Linked DNA regions of Homo sapiens: region 2 is linked to region 1. A link is a loop called in an ENCODE intact Hi-C map of the cell type or tissue named here. Cell type or tissue: IMR-90. All regions are shown on one strand. Each heading gives the region's core, and the rest is flanking DNA. Links, peaks and the distances in the headings are about the cores only.

Region 1 (4,402 bases), core at 72-4,071:
CACTACATAAGGACAATGAATAATTGCTTGGTTCTAAGACGGGCCTGGCCTGAACAGATCAGGCCACAGTTAGCCTGTTCCCAGGACACTTGGCGGTCATTAGTCCCAGAAAAGGAATCATTGCATTTGATCCTATGAGAAGCCAAGCATGCTTTCCTGATGAAACAGCATGCCAGCAGATTAGGATATTGCTCTGAGGCAAAAGGGAACATATGGAAACTATCCTGAGAAGGATATAAAGTAATAATTACCCGACAGATTGACCCAGACAACGTAATCATTGTGGGGCCAATGTAGAAAAAGAGCATTTTATTAATATAATTTTTCTTTTTCTTTAACACAGCTAGTCATTCTTTTCAAATTATGCTGCATGGGTCCAACAAAAAGCAGCAGAAGAAATATTTGCTTTTGATTAAATGCATTGTTGGTTTCCTTAGAAAACGAAATTATCTGCAAAACATAATACATTTTAGTTGATTTACAGAAATTACCTCAAAAATGAAGCTCAAGAGAATTTCACACCAGGAATCTCAACTTTTTAAAGAAGAAAGAATAGACAAGAGTTGAAAAATCTTCTCCATAGTATCGTATGTCTGGAAAAACTTAGCACTTTTAAGAAAAAATGGCATGAATAAAACAATGGTATTAGTACTCCTTTTTTGGAAAAACATATTCACATGTATGATTTGGAGAGAACATTTGCTTTTGTCAAATGTGTCAGAGCCCTTCATTGGGTGCACTGATACTACTCATCTCAGCCTTCATGGCAGAATGATTTCTAGTAGAATCATGCCTATGCCAACCAACATTAAGGAGTTATGTGAGTTCCCTTAACATTAGCATATTTCTCTCCCTTAGGAAAGGGTATAGATGAGAGTGAATGCTAAAAAGAAGGAACCATGACACATAAACCAGACCATATGCTTGGCTCTCACTTAGAATGAATCAGAATAGTTGGAGCAATAGCACAGGCATTTGCTAAGTACCCATGCCCACTGGTCTACCAAAAACTGGTTCTCTCCAAATCACAAATGTGTATATGTTTTTCAAAAAAAAAAAGAAGACTAATACCATTGTTTTATTCATGCCATTTTTCTTAAAAATGTTAAGTTTCACCAGACATACAATATTGTGAAGAATATTTTTCAACTCGTGTCTATCCTTTCTTCTTTAAAAAGTTGAGATTCCTGGTATAAAATTCTTCTGAACTTTATTTTTGAGGTAATTTCTGTAAATAAACTAAAATGTATTATGTTTTGCAGGTATTTTTTCTCTCAACTAAAACATCCATTTTAATCAATATTTGGCAAGAAAATATATACCTGTTTCATCTTCACTGGTTATTTCCATAAACTGGAAAGAAGGACTGTCTAAATGGTAGTTATGTCCCATGAGATGTTTAAGCAAAAGGGAAAATTATACAAAAAAGAATGCCATATTTTGTCTGCGCCACCAGAATGACAATAAAAATTTATCATGCTAGAAAGTAATGCCGTGGTATCCAAACAGCAGCTGCTGAGATGTTGGTCCATACTGAGGGACCACAGCCTTTGCCTCCATGAATTCAGATGCCATCTTGTCCTTGGACTCCAAACCAAATGACATTGTTTAGACTGTACCCTAGAACCAGATATCCCTAAGAAGGCAAATTATTTGGAGAGACCTACCAAGGATTCTTATCTACTTTGGTCAGTGTTACTCAGTTTGACATTGAGTATTGCAGGGCGCTAAACAGAATTTACTTCAAGATGACTAAGGGAGCTCAGGTATTTGAATTCAGAGGGAAGAGCCACTTTATGGTGGCATCCAAAAACAAAGTAGATTCCTTGATGTAGGCTCACGCAAAATCCAACAAAATAAAAACTGGGAAACACCAGTTAAAGTATATGAATGGCTTTGATCTAACTAGCAGAAGAAGTAAACTCAGTAAGCATTTGTTATTTTAAAATGCTGAGTCACAGGTTAAAGAATGGTTTAGATAAACTCATGGTTTGTGGATTCATAATATAACCTTAAGAAAAGATGGTGATACTTAGTATACATTTTGTGGTTGATGTCAACAAGGTTAGTAATATCCTTCTGTAAAACAGGACTTGTTTCTTAGAACTGCAAAAGGACTGAAAGGTCATATAGTTCAATCTCCTAATTTTAGAGAGAGAGAAAACAAAAAGGCCTTTAGAGGCTAAGACTTGAATAAGATCCCACAGCGAGCTAATGACTCAAACTAGGTGCCAGACCAAGACACCGATTCTCAGTACTAGTACTTTTCTCCAGACCAGTATTTCCCAAATTGTGTACCTCAAATTTCTTGGTTTGATTACACACACACACACAAACACACATACACACACACCCTTATCTATCTATATATTTATATATATGTATATCTCCTTTCTTAGTGATTCACAAAGCACATTATCATATTAAAAATTCTGAGTAATCTTTCAGTAAAGAAATCTGTTTAACTTTACTAAGCTCAACTTTTCCCAAACTTATTTGACCATGAAGCCCTTTTTGCCACTCAGTAATTAATTAACATCTCATGAAACTAAATCAGGAAATGTCTGCATCAAAACCTCATTTGTATTTGTAATTATTCTATTTGGTCCACTGGTTCATTTTTTTCAACCTGGTTAATGCAAGCTAGAAATATGAGCAGCAAATAAAAATAGATTCTTAAATAAAACCCCAACAGTTTCATTCATTCAACCAACTCATCACAGTAACAGTGAAATCCCAAGGTTACATGTACATAGACCAGCTGCATGGCACAGAGCCAACGGTGATCTCTATATTTTTGCACATTTGCAAATCAGTAAAGCATTGGCCCACTTTTTTCAAAGGCAGATGGCCATAAAATTAGATGTATACCAACTGATTTAAGAAAATTTTCTTTGACACTTACAGACTTTTTTTGTATAAAACAGAAAGTGAGTATCCCATACAACAGAATTATGTCTGTAGATTTTTGTTGAATCAAGAGTACACTTAGCTTTAGCGGTGAATCTTTATCTCTAAATAAAATGGAAGGAGATTCAAGCCAATATCTTATAGAGAGTTATAAAAGCTTCATTCTATTTTAAAACCTATTCATCAGTTTCCGTGGCATTGTCATTTCACCTTTGTGAAATGAGAATATTAGGCTGTCAAACTGGTATGGAAATTCTAAAATTCTTAAGTGTTTATATAATCTTCTGGCTTAAGAAAACAGATCTGGAAAGGCATCATTTGCGCTTGTCAAATGCGGCAGAGCCTTCTCATGCTACTCATCTCATTCCTCATGGCAGAATGATTTCTAGTAGAATCATGCATATGCCAACCAACATTGAGGAGTCATCTGATTTCCCTTGAGATTAGCATATATTTCTCTCTCTCCCTTTCTCTTTCTCTCTCTTTCTCTCTCTCTCTCACACATACACACACACACACACACACACACACACAGACACACACACACACATGCGCCTGGAAGGTACTTGACAGACTCTAATGATTAATTTTATGTGCCAACTTAACTAGATCAAGGGGTGCCCACATCGCTGGCAAAACATTATTTCTGGGTATGTCTGTGAGGTTGTTTCTGGAAGACTTTAGCATTTTAATAAGTAGACTGAATAAAGAAGATCCATCCTCTTTGGATGGATGTGTCAGGCATCATCTAATCCATTAAGAGTCTGAATATAACAGAAAGGTAGAGAAAGAGCTAATTTTCTCTCTACCCCGCCCCTCCCTTCCTTGAGCTGGGACATCCAACTTCTCTTGCCCTCAGACATCAGTGCCCCTGGTTCTTGGGCCTTTGGACTCCAAGATTTACACTGGTACCTCCTTTCTTGATTTTCAGGCCTTTCCCTAACCCTCCTGGTTCTCGGTCCTTCAGCCTTGAACTGGGAGGTAAACTATCAATTCCCCTGGCTCTCAGGCCTTCAGACTTGGAGTACATTACACCATTGGCTTTCCTCGTTCACCAGCTTGTAGATGGCATATCATGGGATTTCTCAGCCTCCATAATCTTGTGAGCAAACTTCCATAATGTGTGTGTGTGTGTGTGTGTGTGTGTGTGGTGTGTGTATGTACACATATCCTATTGATTCTGTTCTCTAGAGAACACTGACTGATACAGACTTTGGTACTGATGGTGGTTCTTAAAGAAACAGAATTTCTTTTCTGTTTTTCTGAATTGATTTTGGGGTTCCCAGGATTGGCTCTCTACACTAATTAGATTTTAAAATGCTAATGACTCTCTTTCCAGTAGTGAAAAAAAAAAGGCACTGACAGTCTATGGCATGATCTGGTTATAGAGATATGCAAAATATCTGCCTTGGATACTCCTATTCAACCACTCATAAGAAGTAAGGAACTGGGTACTCTGTTAACCTTCTCAGATGGAGGCACAAGACTTATT
Region 2 (4,402 bases), core at 210-4,209, 150 kb before region 1:
AATAAGTCAGAGCAGAAAACAGAGAAGTGTATGAAGCTATATAAATCCCATCAATTGGAGTGTGGTGAAAATGGGAGTATTTCTTCTTTCTTCAAGAAAAAGGAAGGTGGTAGCTGAGGGCAGCACCTGGGATATGAACACAATATTTGTGTCCTTTAACAAGAGATTCTAAACCTCCTTTCTAACATCTATGTGTCTTATAAGAAATAAATAAACTGTTCCAAATAATTTTAACCATTTTCTGCTGGATATTTTTAATTTTATTTATTTATTTATTTGAGGCAGGATCTTGCTCTGTCACCCAGGCTGGAGTGCAGTATTGTGATCACAGCTTACTGCAGCCTTGATCTCCTGGGCTCAAGGCATCCTCCTGCCTGAGCCTCCTGAGTAGCTGGGACTATAGGCACCTGCCACCATTCCTGGCTAGGTTGTGGGTTTTTTGTTTTTTTTGTTTTTTTTTGTTTTTTTTTTTTGTAGAGACAGGGTCTCACTATGTTGCCCAAGCTTGGTCTTGAACTCCTGAGATCAAGCAGTCCTCCTACTTGTCTTCCCAAAGTGCTGGGATTACAGGCATGAGCCACTGCACCCAGTCTTGGATATTCTTTACTTGGATTTTTGTTATTCACTGAACTTTGCAAAAAAATGACGGGAAAATATCTGGCAATTCTAGGTTATAGTCTAATATCCTGAATCTGTGCCCTTTGGTTTTTTTTTTTTTTTGTATCGTTTTTTGATGGATTTTTTTGCTCTGGGTCACAAGAGCAATGACTAGACACCCTGAGATGTGATGTGGGGAGCGTGAGGGAGACTTGATTTAGATGTTAGCCATTTGCTGCTCGACATAGTAAGTTTTTCCCAAAAACGAAGTTTCTTTATTCCCCAGGGAAATGGCTGCACAGGTACCTTGGCTGGGGGATCTCCGTGGTCATGTGCAAAAGTCAGCATGTGCCCAAGTTGTCAAAGTTAACGTTTACTTCCTCCCCAGATCCTCCTATGCTTCCTCTCTCTACCAGCTACCCTATTATATGCTCAGGCTGTCCTGTTTCGGGAAACTTCCACTTACATATTGACTACTAAGGGTTAATTCCTCTGTCTTTAATACACTTGACATGTCTCTTTGGTATCTTAATCTATAGATTCTCTCTTCTCTCACTATTTTTCCTTTTTCTCTTCTTTTCCTTGAATTTTATTTTCGAAGAAACTGGATTTTTTGACTAGGTAGGTGTATTTCTATAAACGACAAGTGATTTTGCCTCAGAGATCTAGGCAGGTTTTTCCTCCCAAGGAGCAATGTGACATTCAGAATCTGGAATCTTAAATGTGACTTAATGTTTAGAGATAGGATTTTTAAATAGTGTTTGGCAAGTCTCAACTCACTAAAATGTATTTAACCTGTATCCTTTAATTGTAGCTTAGAAATCAAACCAAATGTAAAACACCTTGCAGGATGTATCTTGGCAGAGAAATGTATACAATAGAAATAACTTCAGTGGTAAACAAGGTTGCTGTATAGCTGTATATTTTTCTTCATTCTGCTCTGTTGGTTCACAAGCCATTAGAATACTTGTTCACATTGGTAGTTACTATTCTTCCTAGGAGAATAAATAAGATGACACACACCCTCATGGATACACTCTGCATACTCATAAACACACACACTCGTGCGCGCACACACACACACACACACAGTCTTCTGCTGGTTAGGAAATCTTTTCTGCCACAGAAAAATACAACTATTTCTTTTAGAAGTTGTTGCAAATTAGGAAAACCCTAGAGGAAATCTTGGACAAAAGCAAGTATTAAAGAAGAGTGGCCAGAGTAGAGTAGATGGAAAGAAAAAGAAATGTGAAAAGAGAAGGCTGGGCACGGTGGCTCACGCCTGTAATCCCAGCACTTTGGGAGGCTGAGGCGGGCAGATCACCTGAGGTCGAGAGTTCAAGACCAGCCTGACCAACATGGAGAAAACCCATCTCTACTAAAAATACAAAATTAGCCGGGTGTGGTGGCGCATGCCTGTAATTCCAGCTACTCAGGAGGCTGAGGCAGGAGAATTGCTTGAACCCAGGAGGTGGAGGTTGCAGTGAGCTGAGATTGCGCCATTGCACTACAGCCTGGGCAACAAGACTGAAACTCCATCTCAAAAAAAAAAAAAAAAGAAAAGAAAGAAATATGAAAAGAGAGATGTTGAAAAAATATAAAATATCTTACCAGCAAGTCTATAGGTCACTTTAAGAGAGTGGGTGGGTTCAAACCTGAGCTCAGAAATTCTTGAGAATGGGAAAAGCAAGTATTGACACTCAGGGTGCTTACATTATATGAAAGATGGCCCCAACTTGAACCTTTCTTCCAGTGGAAGGGAATGTCATAGCAAATGTACTTATCTTTGATTCTTTGAAGTCAAGGAATACAGAAGTCAAGCCATACCAAGACAGAAGTAAAATATTGCAGAAGGCTGTTTCAAATCTGTTTGGTGTTACATATTTAAAATCTGAGCATCTAGGATTTAAATATTTATGATGTACATAAAATGATGTTTATGTATACTTTAAATTAACTTGCCTATATGTGTAATGCATCAGTATGAAAGATTACACCAGACCTAAAGTAAAACAAATACCACTTAAGAAATAACAACTTAAGGCAGGGATCAAAATGCTTCAAAGTATTATTCATCGCTTATTTACCCTATAAGGTCATCAAAAACTTAGAGTTATAAAACTTGTATGTGATTTTGCAGACTTTTCCGTGTAAGTCTGAATCCTGAAACTGATTTCCATTGCATTGTAACCTCCCTAACTTAGATTTCAAGGAATCTTGTGCTTTAAATCAGGGTTTCTCAACTCAATCACTATTGATATTTTTGTGCTAGATAATTCTTCGTTGTGGATGCTATTCTGTGTATTATAGGATATTTAGTAGCATCCCTGGCCTCTACCAACTAGATGTCCAGTAGCAGTCCTCTCCTAGTTGTGACAACCAAAAAATGTCTCTAGCCATTACTAAATGTCCCCTGCAGGCAGCACGGTCACTTATGACTGGGTACCACTGGTTTAAACGGTCTCAAGATGTTATCAATGCTTCCCTCTTAACGGTAGGCAGGATAATGGCCTCTCAAAGATATTCACACCCAATTCCCAGAGCCTCTGAATATGTTGCCTTATATGGCAACATGCCTGTAATCCCAGCACTTTGGGAGGCCAAGGCGGGTGGATCACTTGAGGTCGGGAGTTGAAGACCAGCCTGGCCTACATGGTGAAACCCCATCTCTGCTAAAAATACAAAAATCCAGGCATGGTAGCACGCGCCTATAATCCCAGAGGGAGGAGAATTGCTTGAACCCAGGAGGCAGAGGTTGAAGCGAGCCAAGATTGCACGACTGCACTCCAGCCTGGAAGACAGCGCAAGACTCTATCTCCAAAAAAAAGAAAAAGACAACAGAGAATTGAGGGGTCTGCAGAAGCATATGTTAGAAGTGTGGTCCTAAATTATCCAGAGGCCAGAGAAGCCAAGCTAAGACGTGATCAATACAGTTTACAAGAGAAAGTGGGACCACCTCCACCTGTATAGTCATGCAGGTTGTACACTGCATATTTGTCGATGGCAGCCTTGACAGACAGGCTTGTGGAACATCAAGACCTGGATGAAACACCTCTCAGAACTGTCCACTCCTTTTATTTTAATTCTGCACATACCAAGAAAACTTTTGATGATTACTTAATTATTAATACAAGGAGAGGTGGCATTCTGTTACTTGAAAGATATTTTCATCATGGTGAGATAATGCACAGCGGTCCCCTTCTTATCCTCTGAGGATCCCCCAAGACCTCAGTGGATGTCTGACACTGGACTGAACCCTATATATGCTATATTTTTTCTGTATACATACCTATGATAAAGTTTAATTTATAAATTAGACAAAGATTAATAACAATAATTAATAAAAAATAAAACGATTATAATATTATTCCAGCATCACTATTCTTATGGTTTGGGGCCATTATTAAGTAAAATAGGGTTACTTGAACACAAACACCATCATCCTGCAACAGTTGATATGATAATAATGGAGAAGGCTCCTTCGTGACTTTCATCATGCTACTCAGAATGGTGCGTGATTTAAGACATATGAGTTGTCTGTTTCTGGAATTTTCTATTTAATATATTGGACTGTAGTTGACCATGGGTAACAAACCATGGAAAGTGAAACCACAGATATGGGGGAGACTACTGTACGCACATACTGATTTAATCAGATTTGTGTGCTTTGAGCTATGACCCTGGAACTGAAATGAAGCTTGCAAATGTCTGCAAGGGCCAGATCATGGTGATGCCCTAGGTGATGCATCTTGGCAACAGCTAGCCTTCTCCTGGCTGTCACAAGGCATCTCTGCCTTCTTGCCTG

Evidence for each region. A loop is a pair of places that touch in the nucleus more often than their neighbours do. Peaks named below come from ENCODE experiments on the same cell type or tissue, not always from the same donor. Only the 100,000 strongest peaks of a DNase experiment are listed, where the experiment ranks them.
Region 2: it touches region 1 in a loop (3-fold over the local background); 1 of 110 quality-filtered maps calls a loop at or near these places.

The regions. Positions count from the first base shown.
Region 1 is chr3:155,241,639-155,246,040 of GRCh38, forward strand. It overlaps LINC01487 (long intergenic non-protein coding RNA 1487), which reads left to right. Exons shown (of 3, transcript NR_125399.1): 3 at 1,263-1,486. Among named protein-coding and RNA genes, the nearest start is that of LINC01487, 2.9 kb to the left of the region's middle. In IMR-90, for the core only: no CTCF peak of the experiment used is centred there; DNase peaks (open chromatin) are centred at 133, 933 and 2,003; H3K27ac peaks cover 440 bases.
Region 2 is chr3:155,086,545-155,090,946 of GRCh38, forward strand. All of the region lies in intron 3 of MME (membrane metalloendopeptidase), which reads left to right. Among named protein-coding and RNA genes, the nearest start is that of MME, 8.4 kb to the left of the region's middle. In IMR-90, for the core only: no CTCF peak of the experiment used is centred there; a DNase peak (open chromatin) is centred at 2,647; H3K27ac peaks cover 577 bases.